Regions from separate parts of the Homo sapiens genome. Here all the other regions are linked to region 1. The links are chromatin loops, found by intact Hi-C in ENCODE. Cell type or tissue: heart right ventricle. All regions are shown on one strand. Region 1 holds the start of LOC105375481 (a long non-coding RNA gene). Region 2 overlaps LOC102724527 (a long non-coding RNA gene). Region 3 overlaps AASS (aminoadipate-semialdehyde synthase).

Evidence for each region. Peaks named below come from ENCODE experiments on the same cell type or tissue, not always from the same donor. Only the 100,000 strongest peaks of a DNase experiment are listed, where the experiment ranks them.
Region 2: it touches region 1 in a loop (6-fold over the local background); 83 of 110 quality-filtered maps call a loop at or near these places.
Region 3: it touches region 1 in a loop (16-fold over the local background); 51 of 110 quality-filtered maps call a loop at or near these places.

The regions. Positions count from the first base shown.
Region 1 is chr7:122,527,174-122,532,173 of GRCh38, reverse strand. The region is part of intron 8 of CADPS2 (calcium dependent secretion activator 2); the gene reads left to right. It overlaps LOC105375481 (a long non-coding RNA gene), which reads right to left and starts at 4,442. Exons shown (of 4, transcript XR_001745347.2): 1 at 4,364-4,442; 2 at 886-984. RefSeq lists enhancers at 4,005-4,505, 4,506-5,000. In heart right ventricle, a CTCF peak has its summit at 3,121 (motif pointing right); no DNase peak of the experiment used is centred here.
Region 2 is chr7:122,217,358-122,222,357 of GRCh38, reverse strand. LOC102724527 (a long non-coding RNA gene) reads right to left here. Exons shown (of 6, transcript XR_007060500.1): 6 at 3,081-4,216. Among named protein-coding and RNA genes, the nearest start is that of AASS, 76 kb to the right of the region's middle. In heart right ventricle, CTCF peaks have their summits at 2,719 and 2,922 (motif pointing left); no DNase peak of the experiment used is centred here.
Region 3 is chr7:122,090,480-122,095,479 of GRCh38, reverse strand. AASS (aminoadipate-semialdehyde synthase) reads left to right here. Exons shown (of 24, transcript NM_005763.4): 16 at 2,322-2,432; 17 at 2,529-2,637; 18 at 3,637-3,777. Among named protein-coding and RNA genes, the nearest start is that of AASS, 51 kb to the left of the region's middle. In heart right ventricle, a CTCF peak has its summit at 2,353 (motif pointing left); a DNase peak (open chromatin) is centred at 2,359.

The DNA of each region.
Region 1 (5,000 bases):
TGTATTATGTAGAAAAATCAGCCAATTGATAGAATTTCCCAAATCTAACTTTTTGCAATGTCGGGGCATAGCCTAGATGTCAAGATAATGCTAACAGGCTAACAGTATTTTGTTTGTTTGTTTGTTTTGTTTTTTTTTTTTTTGAGACGGAGTCTTGCTCTGTCACCCAGGCTGGAGTGCAATGGCACGATCTTGGCTCACTGCAACCTCCGCCTCCTGGGCTCAAGCAATTCTCCTGCCTCAACCTCCTGAGCAGCTGGGATTACAGGCACCTGTCACCACACCCAGCTAATTTTTGTATTTTTAGTAGAGATGGGGTTTCACCATATTGGCCAGGCTGGTCTTGAACTCCTGACCTTGTGATCTGCCTACCTCAGCCTCCCAAAGTGCTGGGACAACAGGAGTGAGCCACCGTGCCCAGCCTGCTAACAGTATTTTTTAAAACATCTCTGTAGTATCTTTATACTTATTACAAGGGATAATACATATATTGGGTCATTTGATCCTCTGGATAATTCTTTGAAGCAATTAGGAAACCAATCGTTATCTCCATTTACAATTAGAAAAAACTGATTGAGACTCAACTGAGACCAGTTTTAGAATTCTTAGAATTCTTATCTGTAAGTATATTAGTATAGGGACTCTACTCATTCTCTTTTTAATAAGTAGGTAATTTTGTTGCCCCATTCTTAAGAGTTAGTGGGAACAACTAAAAGAGAATACTGTTGCCCTTAAGAGAAGAACTTCAAACCTCTGGTTTTAGGAAGGAGAATCTTGCAGGTGTAGATGACTAGACTGTGAGGCTGGAACTTGAATTCTGAGGGTTCCCCTCCTGGGGGGATTCTCACATCCTTTCCACAATACTGTGCTTGACCTCAGACATACCCTAACTTCACCTCTTCTTCTTTCTCTTCCATTGTGGACACTCTTTTCTTTGACGCTCTCTGCAGTTAAAGCAGTGTAGAACTTCTGAAAGTCTTTATGCTAAAGGACAACAAATGAGAAAGTAATCACAAAGAATATAATAAACTACCAGTACAGCTTGCTGTCACTGATGGATTCTGAGCTGTTTCTCTACTGCAGTGTGACACTGTACTCTCTCAAGATTGCTGACTTTAAATGGCACCTCAGTGAGGCTTCCCTACTACTTAACTCTTAGTTGTTGTTGGTTTTTTCTCAGTGAAGATTCCTATCTTACGCCCACCAGGGATGGCATTCTATACATGTGAACACTTTCCCATTCACAATCAATCCAGCATCTAGCACAGGAGGTCCCTCTCCCCAGAATACAAGGAATGGTCTTGATCCTGTTGTTCTGAGATCAAGACCATCTCCTCCGTATAAAAGAGGTAAAAAGCTTACTTGAAGACAATTTTATATATATGGTAGCTGGAAGCCATTGCTTCAAAATTAAATAGAATGCTAAAGTGAATCTTGTAGCAAAGTCAGAAAGTATAAATATTTAATGAATATTGTGTATTAATAGTTATGTGTAGTTTTTAGCACAGTCTTTTGTAGTATTAAAAGTATCAGAAGTTGGTTATAACTTACTGTTGTCTGTAGTGATAATTGAAACCTTATAAGATTGTTATATTAACTGAGATATGTAAAGCATAAAGCACAATACTTAGAATATAGAAAATTTATCTTTTGAAAGGTAAGTTGTTATAAGGAAAATGATGGTGATAAAATGCAGTGGGGATAGTTATTTTAACAACATTAGTAGAGTATACTATGGCATAGAATATTTCCTAATGTAACATAGTCTCATTTTACTCACTTTTTAAAATTTGTTTTTACTTTCAGATAGAGTGAAGCTTAATTAACTTGAAAGCTAGTGGGAAAAAAAAAAAAAAAAGCTAACTTAAGCCTAAGTGGAAACCTTTTCTTATTTCAAAGCTTATTGTTGAAAACTATATTGAAATTTGTTAGAATTTTGTGCTTTTTAGAGTTCACAAATATATTTTATTTTTAGATTACTAAGGATCATTTACTCACCTGTGTTCATCTGTCTGAAAGTCTGTCTTGTAGGAACTACCATGGTAATTTATCTTTACCTTTTATAATATCTTCTGCATTATTTTTGTATTAAGTATGAGGATATCTTCTGTTCTAAACTGCCCAAAGTAAATATTAAGTGAGTCAAATAGCACTAATTCCAAAATATGTCTTATAGAGTCTAAAGTAAGTTTTTCATGCCAGTTTTCTAATTGTAGATCAAAGGAAGGAAATAAAAAATAAAAACCTCTGAAGAGTTAAAGAATTATTTGGATTCTAATCTATTAACATTATAGTGCAATTCTTGTTAACTTTCCAATTATTTATGTATCTCCCTGAAAAGCAGATATAAATGTGCCAGCAATTGAATCAAACCTCATACCCAGGAATGTAATTTTGGCGTGGATCTTCAAGCGGGATCCACATTTTATTTTCCTGTGGAAAAATAACATACCTTCTTAATTGAAGCTGAATAAATCTTATGTTTCTTTTCAATTCTGCTGTTTAGATGGTGCCATCCAAAAGACAGGGAGGAAAAATATATTTAAAAGTCATTTTCTTCCAAAGGCTGATTTTCCTCCCATTCCATTTAATGGTTGTTACTCATTAAGAAAAATCCAGAGACACCACCAGACTGGCTTTAACTCTTTTATTCTTTTCTATTAATTAGTATTGTTCCTCTACAAGTTCATGTAACAGATTTCTAGTCTTTATCCCTAGTTTTATGTGTAATAGGAGAAGGATTTCTGCTTATAATAGTTGTAAAATTAGGGATGGGTATACTTTTTTCAGTGAAATAAATGCCTTACTTATTTCTTTTACTCCAAATGTGTTTTTATGCCTCTTTCATTTGTATGCCTATGAATGTATGAGTCTGTGAAATGATTCCATTAAAATAGAAATATTTAGTTATTTGAACTAATATATCTTAGTGTTGCTTTTTTGGGGTGGGAAGGTACTGATTTCCTGTGCTGAAATGTGCCGTAAGAAAAAAGAAAGAAAAGGAATAGATTTTGTTTCGGAGTGGTTTATAAGGAACAACTTCACAAGTACCTTTGGACATGGCATTGTAATTCTTGTAGGACAAAAGTAATAATATGTATATGTCCAGTAGATGGCGCAAACATTCCCCCAAATAGAAAATAATTGTCTTAAAGTACAAAACTTGGTATTAATAATAAAAGTGGCACTTATTTAAGTAGAATTAAGTAATTTTCAACACATTTTCTTTTTCAAAAATGTAAAAAGAAAAGGTTAAAAGGAAGTGAAGTGGTAGTTCATTTTGGACATATCAAACTTGTCAAGAAAGTATCAAATTAATATAGAAAAACTTTAATGTTTAGTAGTTTATGAATAATCAAAGATATCACAAGGTCAGTTTTAACAAAAAATATCCAAAACTTGAAATTTGGAATATGTTGTGTAAATGTCAAAAGCTATTTTTCCTACTATCTTGGTTTCATTTTTATGTGTCCTACATTCATAAGCAGAAGCACTGTGAATATAGTTTTGTCAGCAAATAAATAAATGGAATTCTTAAGCTTTAAGTTAAAAAGGAAAAGAAACATTATATAAATCTAGTCCTATGTAGTCCATCCTTACTGCCCATGGATTCTTTATGACTACTGGCTTTACTTAGTTATTCATTCTCCCCTAAATAAAGATACATGAGAGAGAAGCTGAACGTTATAATTTTTGTAGTAGTCTAGAATTTGTTAGTTGGTTGATAAGTAGCAATTTCTTAAGAACTTAAGAAATTCTGTAGCTTGCAACATAATACAGGTACTCTTTAGAAACATTGCTTTTATCTAATGAATAAGAAGAGCTAGTTTTTGTTGTTGTAATGTGTGACATTGTAGGTATTCTTCATTTTAGAAAAAGATATACTTACATTCTTGCCCCATTCTTGGAAAGCTTTTTTCCTTAAATGGGACAAAGCTGAAAAGTTTATTACCATCCTCACACCCCAAAGAGTCCTTCAAACAAGTTAAGTTGAAATATTTTCTGTTCTGCTTACCACCACCACCACCACCACCACCACCACCACCACCACCACCACCACCACTAATGCCTTCATCTACATTGTGTTTTATAGTTACAAAGGCCCCTTTCATACATCATTGCAGCAGATTTTTGTAATGACCCCATCTATTATAGCAAGGGAGCTAATATTGCTATTCTTGTTTTACAAATGAGAAAAGTAAATCTTATACCTGGCACTTAGCCATTTAGAGAATCATTTAGGTTCTCTCTCTTTCTCTGTTTGTCTGTCTCTCTCATTATTTTCACCCTTCTCTCTCTGTTTTGGGGGAAACATTTATTCTCCATTCCCAATACTTGCTTCCATGTAAGGGATATTCATTACCGTAATGAATGTTCTCTGTTCATTCTGCACAAGCCTGTCATGGGCAAGATCTTCTCATGGAACAGCCTGTCCTCTTAGCACTATCTGTGACTGGGCTGGGGAAAATACGTGTCATAATAATACTGAACCTCATAAGGAAGCCCACCACTTGCAGGAAACACACACACACACACACACACACACACACACACACTCTCTCTCTCTCTCTCTCTCTCTCTCTCTCTCTCTATTCAGTATTATCTTTACCAGTATTAAAGGTGATGTTTTGTACTCTGTCTACTCTTTTAAGTCAATTTGTTCAGAACTCGGGCAAAGAAAAGAGATACTGAATTACTTGGTCTCCTCAGAGATTCCAACTGTCAATATCAGACAGTTTTGTGTTTTTTTTTTTTTTAGCATATTAGTGAGAGTTAGAAATCTGGTAGCATTTTGAGATCTTTAGACATATAATATATTCTGTTCCATTTTGACTGAAAGGTCCTTGTGATGCTGTGAGATTGAAGCCATTTTCAGCGGTGGTTGAAGAGCCCTGGAAGTCCCTTTTCGGCATAAAGGGGCTTAAGGTGCACTAGATTCCTGAACCTCCAAGCCTGTTTTCACAGCAGCTGCTCCATGCTTCCTTAATGTTTTCATCATT
Region 2 (5,000 bases), 310 kb after region 1:
CCATAGACCATGGTGCCTGGGCATAACTATAGATGCTCAGTATATGTTAACTCTTCTTATCATCATCATCCTTATCATCATCTCATGTTGATGTTGGTTTTATTATAACAGGAAATATATATACTTTAAGAAAGGGGCTGTGTTGAAGCAGATTGACTCACTTTTTAGGTTTGCTCCACACGCAATACTGTCTGCTTGAGAACCACATGGGGATTGGATGGGTAAGGTTGCTCCAGACCACAGTGATTTCAGAGAAGAGTAATAGAAAATTTTGCCACAGAGAAACAAACATCTCTCCTTGAAACATGTCCCATGTAACACAAGGAATTTCGCAGCCTTATTTTTGCCTTATCGCTACAACTATATTATGGCTTATAAATATCAACAGTATCTGAGTGCTTTATCTGGCCCAAATAAATGAATGTTTCTATTGCTACCAGTTTTTCTTCCTCGAATTACAAATGCCACAATGAACAGAAACATCTCTCTTGGAGCACTGTATGTGCTCAATCACATTCTGTTGTTCTCCACCACCCCCAAACATCCAGATGAAATGTAAAATACTCAGTCCATGAATATTGGGAAGCATTGATTTGTATTACTGTGAAGCCAAAATATTTAGATGCAAGGGTTGGGACTTTCTCCTTTATTCTTGCTCAGAAATGCACAAACTTAACCAGAGTCTAGATCTCGAGTCCCATAGAAGCCAATTAGCTTCCATATTCAGATGTTTTCAACAGAATTATTTATATATGTATAAAAGCACAACACAGGATAATGAACGCAACTTTTGTGTTCATATGGACTTTGATTTGACTTTTATTTCATACACTCACTAAACATGTGGAATCTGTCCATTTACCATAGCTCTTTGAGACTCATTAATCTCATCTACAGGATGGAGAGAATCAACTCTGCCATGGCCAGGGGATACGAGGGGCATATCAAAACACTGTGATTTCCATGTAAAACCTGAGAAGAACTGGGAAGAAGAAGAGGTTTTCCTTACAAGAAGGACTGGAGAATAGATATGGCAACTAGGAGAATTAAGGCAATCACACTAATTTATGTCTCTTACACCCTGTGGCCCAGCAATTTCATTTCTAGGACTTTACCCACAGACATATACTCATATGTATAAAAAAATGCTTATGCAGTGATGATCACTGCAGTACTGTTGTTAAAAAGCTTTCTAAACTAAATCCAATGTCCATATATTGGATATTGGTGAATTAAATCACAGCAAAACCATTCAATGAACCACTGTGCTGCAGATAATAAAGTGAGGTAAGTGTGTGTGTGTGTGTGTGTGTATATATATATATATATATATATATATATATATATATATATGGTGGCATAGAGCAATGTCCAAAGATATAAAGTTAAGCCAATAAAGTAATTTGCAGAAGAATATTATATTACAATCCCATTTGTATAAAATGTGTATCCGTATCAATCTATCAACAGTAGTATTTACTAGGATGAGAAAGTTATCTGGGAATTTCACTATATTATCCATTTTAGAAATGATGGATTTCATTACAATGACAATGCATATTTTTGCCATAAGGAAATATAAAGATTTAACCTAAAAAGTCATATTTTTTCCAACCAATGAAGATGAGAAAGCCATTGAAGGACTTTGAACAACAGAGTGATACATCACATTTAACAGGATCACTGTGGTAGCTGTGTTGACAGTGGTTGGGGGAAGCAAGGTGGTAGCAGCAAGACCAGTTATGACACCATTGAAATAACCAAGGCAAGAAGTGATTGTGGCTTAGACTGGAGTTATAGTAGAGGAAGTGGAGTGAAGTGACCTGTACTGTGCATGTTTGAAGACAGTCAATGAGCTCTGCTAGTGGATTGGGTCTGCAATGTGAGAAAAACAGAGGAGTCAAGGACAATTACAAATATTTTTGGTCTAATTGCTTGTTTTATGTTTGTTTGTTTTTAAGACGAAGTCTTGCTCTGTTGCCCAGGCTGCCGTGCTGTGGCATGATCTCGTGCTCACTGCAACCTCTAGGGCTCAAACGATTCTCCTGCCTCAGCCTCCCGGTAGCTGAGATTACAGGCATCCGCCACAACGCCCAGCTAATGGTCTGCTCAATTGGAAGAAAGTAGTAGTCTCACAAGGTTCTTATCTTGCCTTCCATTGTATTATACTCTTCTGGTTTTCCTCCTTCTCTTGTGCACTTAATTTTTGAGTGGTAGTGTGTGCAAAGACTGGTTATGATGCACAATCAGCCAGCATATACAATTTGGGATTCAATGTATAAATTCCCTTCAGAGGGAAGAGGAAAGAGGAAGCCTGAGCCAGGAACTCATCTTCCAGGAACTGCATCTTGAAGGCTTATTACCTTCAAGTGACGGCCATACTGATATGAAAATTATGGACCATGGCAAGACTAGAAAACTCACCAAGGGCATGAAACATCAGAGTGAACTCTCAGAGTAGATTGTCCAAGAAAATAGATGGTTGCAGTAAGCTTTAGGTATTCTCCAACCTGAAATCTTATGACTGGAGCATATTTGCATTACTTTCTTTGTCTTGATACTACAAGTTTCCTAGAATTTGCTGTGACTCATGTATTTGAACAGTTTTCCTTTGGTTTACACAATTTCAAGTTTAAACACCCATTGATGTTATTACATACAATACACTTTCAGTCAGCACTTTAGAATTGTAATCTTCATTTATGCACATAATTTGTTTCTTCAGTTACAAACATGTGGTGCAATTATGTTGGTTTTTATCATTGACTTGGGAATTAGGGTTTGTATTTATGTGATTAAAGTATTCAGTTTTTGAGTAAGTTCTGTAACTTAAATATTTGCTGTGCACCAGTCATAGTTTAAATGGAAAATCAACTTTAAAAGGTAAAATTTGGTGCCATCCAGTGTCATCATTGTGAATTGCAGCATAAGCACAATTGTGAGGAAAATAATTTCAAATGGAAACTAACTACAATTTGCAGAAATACCAATAATGATTTTAAAATAGTATAAATTTGAAATTAAATTTAACTGCAACATGAGATAATATAGAAAAAACCATGGAATTAAGAGAATTGAAACATGTTCTGGAATTGCTTTATTTATAAAATGGGAATATGTTACCTACATGGTAGACAAGAGCTAGAAAAATTTTTTTTATAAGGTCTAAATACCAAACACATACTGTACTTGACATCTACTACATTAGACATATATTATCTTTATATTACACTATGTTAAATAAAATCTTTATATATTGCAAAGAAATTAATATTTGGTTCAACTTATAGGGCATTACACAAGTCTGAACTTTTGAAAGTCATTCACAGGACAAAATATGGGGCACATTTCTGTAGATGCTAAAATTAAGAAGGAAAATTTCTACTAAGTATAGATTTTTGGTCTTCTCACAGAAGTTTTCGGTTGTTCAGGTGCAGTAACAATGGTATATATTTAAAACACTTAATTGAATATGAGATATTCTGTTAGCAAGACTACCTGGTCATGACTTGTGTTAGTTAGGTAATAGGTTTGGCTGTTGAAAGAGACCCTGTAATAACTGTGGTTTAAATGAAATAGAGAAATTGTTCTCTTTCATGTTAAAGCCTGGGCAGGCAATTCAGGACTATGGGACCCACAAAATTATCTGGGATCCAGGCTCCTTCTACTTGTGGTTCTGGGGCCTTGAATACATAGCTTCTCTCTCATGTTCCATGATGACTGCTCTGTTCCTCTTCTCATTCACAGCTTTATCTGCACTTACCATCCTTAAAACCATATGAGGCAAATGGGCAGAGGAGGATGCTCAGAGCTGATTGTATGGTTCACATCTTACTCTGCCCCTAAAATTTGTGCCCCTTTTCTGTGAACGTTTCTGCTCCTGATGGAATATCTGGTACAAAAATAATATTCATATATTCTTCTAACAATGAAACATACATACACTAATTTATTGGTTTATGCCAATATTAAGAAGAAACATAAAATAATACATCTTATTTAGTTAGTTATACATAGTAATATTAAGGGAAGTAAATCAATGCAATTTGTTCCATTAGACCAGTGGCTCCAAAGCAGTAGTTCTCAACTTTGGCTATACATTATAATCACTTAGGGAGCTTTAAAAATACTTGTACCTGAATCCAGCAATCCAAGTTTCTGATTTAATGGATCTAAGATGCAATTTGGTCTGCAGCGGTTTCTTCCCCAGGTGATTCTAAGTACAGCAAGATTGAGAATCGTTGTAGATCGTGGTGCAGAACAGGGTCACCTGAGGAGCTTCTGAGCTTCATCTGTGCCTTCCCACCCCCCCACTCCCCATTTCATTATGACACAATTAACCTGGAGTGGCGTCCAGGCATCAATATTTTTTAAAAATTTCCCCAAGTGAATCTAATTGTAGTTGGGGCAGAGAACCAGTGTTAAATATGAAAGAGAGTTTCTTTTATGATTTTTTTTGTTACCGTATGTATTGGCACTTATGCTTGAATTTATAGCTCTTCTGTCGAATTAAATGAGCAGTTTCTGCTATAGGAAAACTACAGCTATATTGAAATTTAGCTCTCCTTATATGAGCATCTCATTAAAATCTCAAATTTTACCCAGGTTTAGCTGGAATGCTAAACTAATGTCAAAAATAAAATTAACTATCATTTTACACATTTGTGTTTAGGTAGAATTTCCTAACATTTTCCATTGCTATGTATTTTTAAACAACTTGATTACATTTAAATGCAAAACTTTACTTTATCATTCGAAGATCTCATAAAGAGACAATTTTATTGTTGGAAGGACGTCTCAGCAGCCATAGCCTTTTCTACTATTGCCAACACTTAGAATATTCTGGGTTGGGCCGGGAATTCGATATTCTTTTTGCCACTCACATTTCCTCTCTACATATTCTTCTATATCAGATAGCCCAGATACAGTATCATCTGACTGTTGCAAAGCCAGTTGTACTGTACTCAGAATCTTGACCCAACCAGGAGTTTAGCCATGAA
Region 3 (5,000 bases), 440 kb after region 1:
TAGACAGCTTTACCAAATAGGCATTAAAAAACAAATTAAATATTATCATGTAATTAACAGAGTATTTTATTATTCCTAGAATAGAATATGGATATGCTCATTTTTATAACACTCATATTTATGAAAATTTAATTTCTTTTGATTATGCAGTCCCAGAGCCAAATTATTATACCACAGCCAAATTTGTTGAAAACCGAATCAAAGTTGAGCTTTGAGTACAGCATCATCCATTGTTCACCATGTGGATTTTTAGCCATTTTGATAGCATTTACACTGATCAACACCGTTAAAGCCTGTCTCCTCCGTGGACCCTTCCTGGAGTCTACTCAATAATGTAATACATTAGCTGTAGAAATATAGGGATGAATGGAGCAAATTCCATTAAATGTTATAAATATATAACTGGATGCATGCAGAGGAAGGATATCTGGCTTTGGGGAAATCTGGGAAAGCTTTGTGGAGGAAAATAACTCTTTAGAAATTTCTTAAAGAGGCAGGTATAATTTGGATTGGGGTTTTCTGTCGTGGGCTTTCCACTAAAATAGGGCTGCTGTTCTTTTTACCTTCACATCTTCCAAATGGCTATCAGGAAGTGTCAAACTAGGTCAAGATGGCCCATGTATTACATTATTGAGTAGACTCCAAGAAGGGCCCAAGGAGGAGATAGGCTTTCATGGTGTTGATCGGTGTAAAGGTATCAGAATGGCTAAAAATCCACAGGGTGAACAACAGATGATGCTGTACTCAAAGCTCAACTTTGATTGGGTTTTCAACAATTTTGGCTTTGGGATTATAATTTGGTGCTGGGTCTGCATAATCACAAGATATCAAATTTTCATAAATATGAGTGTTATATAAATGAGTATATCCATAGTCTATTGTAGGAATAATAAAATACCCTGTCAATTACATGACAATATTTAAGTTGTTTTTTACTGACTATTTGGTAAAGCTGTCTGCAGTACCACCAAAAAAATAAAAACCAACATAAACAATATCATACTACATCATTGTACTTGTCAAATTAACTCTGCATACTTCAGATTTTCTCTAGTTCATTAAAAAAACAAAATAAACAATAAAACCACTTCTCAGGCCTTTATTCCTCAACAGGTAAATAGAATAGAGTATTGCTATTTAGATGTGATAACAGGGTGAATTTATTCTGTGGCCCACAGGGAGTCATTGATCACGTCTTTCCAAGGGAATATTTATTTATTTTACTTTCAACTTTTATTTTACAATCAGGGGTTACATGTGCACATTTATTACAAAGGTATATTGTGTGATTCTGAGGTCTGGAGTATCAATGAATCTGTCACCAAGTAGCAAGCATAGTACCCAGTAGGTTGTTTTTCAGCCCCTGCTCCACTTCTTATCTCTTCCCTCTTGTAGTCCTCAGTGTCTATTGTTTCCATCTTTAATTCCATGTGTACCCAGTGTTCAGCTCCCACTTACTTGTAAGTGAGAGCCTGCAGTATTTGGTTTTCTGTTTCTGTGTTAGGTCGCATAAGATAATAGTTTCCAGTTGCATCCATGTTGCTGCAAAGAACACTATTTCATTCTTTTTTATGGCTATGTAGTATTCAATGGTGTATATGTACTACATTTTTTAATCCAATTCACGGTTTTTGTTTTTTTATTTTTGTTTCATTTTGTTTTGTTTTATTGAGACAGGGTCTCACTCTATTGCCCAGGCTAGTGTGCAGTGCTGTGATCTCAACTCACTGCAGCCTTGACCTCCTGAGTTCAAGTGATCCTCCCACTTCAGTCTCTGGAGTAGCTGGGACTACAGGCATGCGCCAACATGCTGGGCCAATTTTTGTATTTGTTGTAGAGATGATGTTTCACCATCTTGTCCAAGCTGGTCTCGACTCCTGGGCCCAAGCGACTCACCTGTCTTTGGCCTCCCAAAGTTCTGGGATTACAGGCATGAGGCACAGCACCTGGCCCCAATCCCACTATTGATGGGCATGTCAATTGATTCCATGTCTTTGTTATTGCGAATAGTGCTGTGATGAATATGTGAGTGCCTGTGTCTTTTTGGTAGAATAATCTATTTTCCTTTGGATAGATAACCAGTAATGCGATTGCTAAGTCGAATGATAGTTCAACCTTTAGCTCTTTGAGAAATCTCTGAACTATCCTCTGTAGCAGCTGAACTAATTTACATTCCCACCAACAGTGTATAAGTGTTCCCTTTTCTGAGAGAATAATTTAATCAGAACAGTACCTTAAGATGCAGCTTTAATACAGTTCAAGTACCTTAGAAAGTAGAGTTGAAAAAGGGAGTTTCTGATTAGTTTCTTCCTGTTTTCAAGCTTGTTGCCTTATGTATTGCACCCTCTTGTGGCCAAGGCCTGCATCACAAACAAAGTTAACATGGTCACTGCAAGCTACATCACACCAGCACTAAAAGAATTGGAAAAGAGGTAAGTTTTAATCATTTTAAACAAACTGAGTGGATCCATGGCATTGTTTTTATTTTATATCCAAGTTTTCCTTTTTCCTCTTTCCACCTGCTGCAGTGTGGAAGATGCTGGCATCACAATCATTGGTGAATTGGGATTGGACCCTGGTCTGGATCACATGTTAGCAATGGAAACAATAGATAAAGCCAAGGAAGTGGGAGCCACGGTGAGCCCAATTTGTACCCAAAGGCAACATTAAAATGTCTAAATTCTTGTGTACAGAATCAAAGTATGAGTTATAATATAGCAACACCTTTAATCAAAGTTAAAGATTTTTTTTTTTTGAGACTGAGTTTTGCTCTTGTTGCCCAGGCTGGAGTGCAACGGCACAATCTCGGCTCACTGCAACCTCCATCTCCCAGGTTCAAGTAATACTCCTGCTTCAGCCTCCCAAGTAGCTGGGATTACAGGCACGCACCACCATGCCCGGCTAATTTTGTATTTTTAGTAGAGATGGGGTTTCTCCATGTTGGTCAGGCCAGTCTCAAACTCCTGACCTCAGGTCATCTGCCCCCCTCAGCCTCCCAGAAATTTTAAATAATATCTTATAACTGCAAAAATATCCATACAGGAAAACAATGTCCAAGTCTTAGGTAGCAACCAATTTTTGGAGAAACAGATGCTACTATAAAATTTTGGCTTAATACAAATTTTAGACTACCTTGAAGATTCTGTAATAAGATTTGACTTTTAAAAGTAAGAAGAATCTTTGGGTATCAGCAATCTGTTGATATGAAATATCTTTTATGAAATAGTACCTTTGGCGAGGTACTATTGGGTGTAAATGGGATGATTCAGATTGTTTTAGGTTTTTTGAATGTGTGTGTATATATATGTATTAAAATTATATATATGTAAATATATAATTTGAATACAAAAGTTAGTAGGAACTGACTAAGCAGAATTGAACTAAGAGTTGGATTTTTAACTGAACAAAATGTTAGTCACTATTTTTACAGTTTTTTTAAAAAAACATATATATAAAATTAACTGTTATTTAATCAAATGGTACATGCTTTGAAGATGTATTTTTGAATGCCTTAGTAACTTTAAGAATGAAAAACTGTAGCAAGTTTACTCCATTCATATCATTGTCTTCAATTAATTACTTAGACATTCTCTAAGTTGTGAATTCTTCCTTATTTATTGATTCTTTAATTTATAGATTGAATCATATATTTCCTACTGTGGTGGGCTTCCAGCCCCTGAACATTCAAACAATCCATTGAGATATAAATTTAGCTGGAGTCCAGTGGGAGTTTTGATGAATGTAATGCAGTCTGCCACCTATCTGCTCGATGGAAAGGTGAGGAATCTTATCCAAGCATAGTGATATCAACCTGCAATAACAGCCTGAGACAGTCTAAATACTCCCTGATCCCAAACCCTTTAATAATGGTGATGCTGCCTGTCTCCATTATCTCCTCCTGTGTTGTTTCCCAGTGTATATTTTCTGTTCTATTTAGCACGGTATCCTTGCTGTTCCTAGCAAAGCCTGTGCCTATTCTTTGCCCTAGGCCTTCTTGCAAGTTGTTTCTGCTATTCAAAAATTCACTTCTCTATATATGTAAACACTGGTTATCTCTTGATTTATTTCAGCATGACAAACATTTTCTGAGTACCTACTATGTGCTGGACTTTGGGCAAGTTACCCAAGACTGTCACAGAGAATGAAATTCATGACCTCAGAAAGCTCACAGCTGGACTGGGGATGGGGCTCTTGGAATGGAGGGTTTGGTGTGCTGGGGAAAGAAACTATAATTTCTTCCCCAGCTGCCATGTAACAGAGCATAAGAACTCTCCAAGTTTAATATTATTTTCATTATTTTACAATAAGAAAGCTATGGCTCAGAGAGCATGTCCAAGGTCATTTGGCTGAGATTCAAACCCAGGTCTAACTAACTCTTAAGGCTTTTTTTCTCCTTTTGCCAGATTGCCTAATGGCTGGAAAGACAGACATGGGAATAAGTAATTATAATTTAATAGGGAAATTTCCAAAGTATGTTAAAGTGGCTCAGAGCTACAGATGGGAGAACAGTTTAATTGGCCTTGGTGAAGGGGTTGGGGGAAGGAGGATGGGGAAAAGAAAAACTAGTGGAGAAGAGGATGTGCTTGGCCTTGAAGGATATGAGGGTGCCAGCTAGGCAGGGATGTTAGCACTCATGGTATGACAGTTTTATAAGGGGAAAAATCAGGTTTAGGGAGTTAAGATAACAGCTACACTTAAAGAGATGGCAAGTGACAGAGCCAGTATCCAAATCATGTCTGTCTGACTTCATAGTTTATGCTCATAGTTTGGAGAAAAATGAAACGAGACTCAGAGTGCCTCTTTGAATTGTGTGTTGTAGGCACCTCATTCACCTTGCCCTAGTCCTGGCCCTGCAGGGAGTGATGAGTAATATGATCACATAGATGTGTCTTAAAAAGATTATTTTAGCATCAATATTTTACATTGTCAAGGTATTTGTGAATCGAAATGTATTTCAGGAGTAGAGAGAAAGAATTTCTTAAGCAACAAGGTGAATGCTG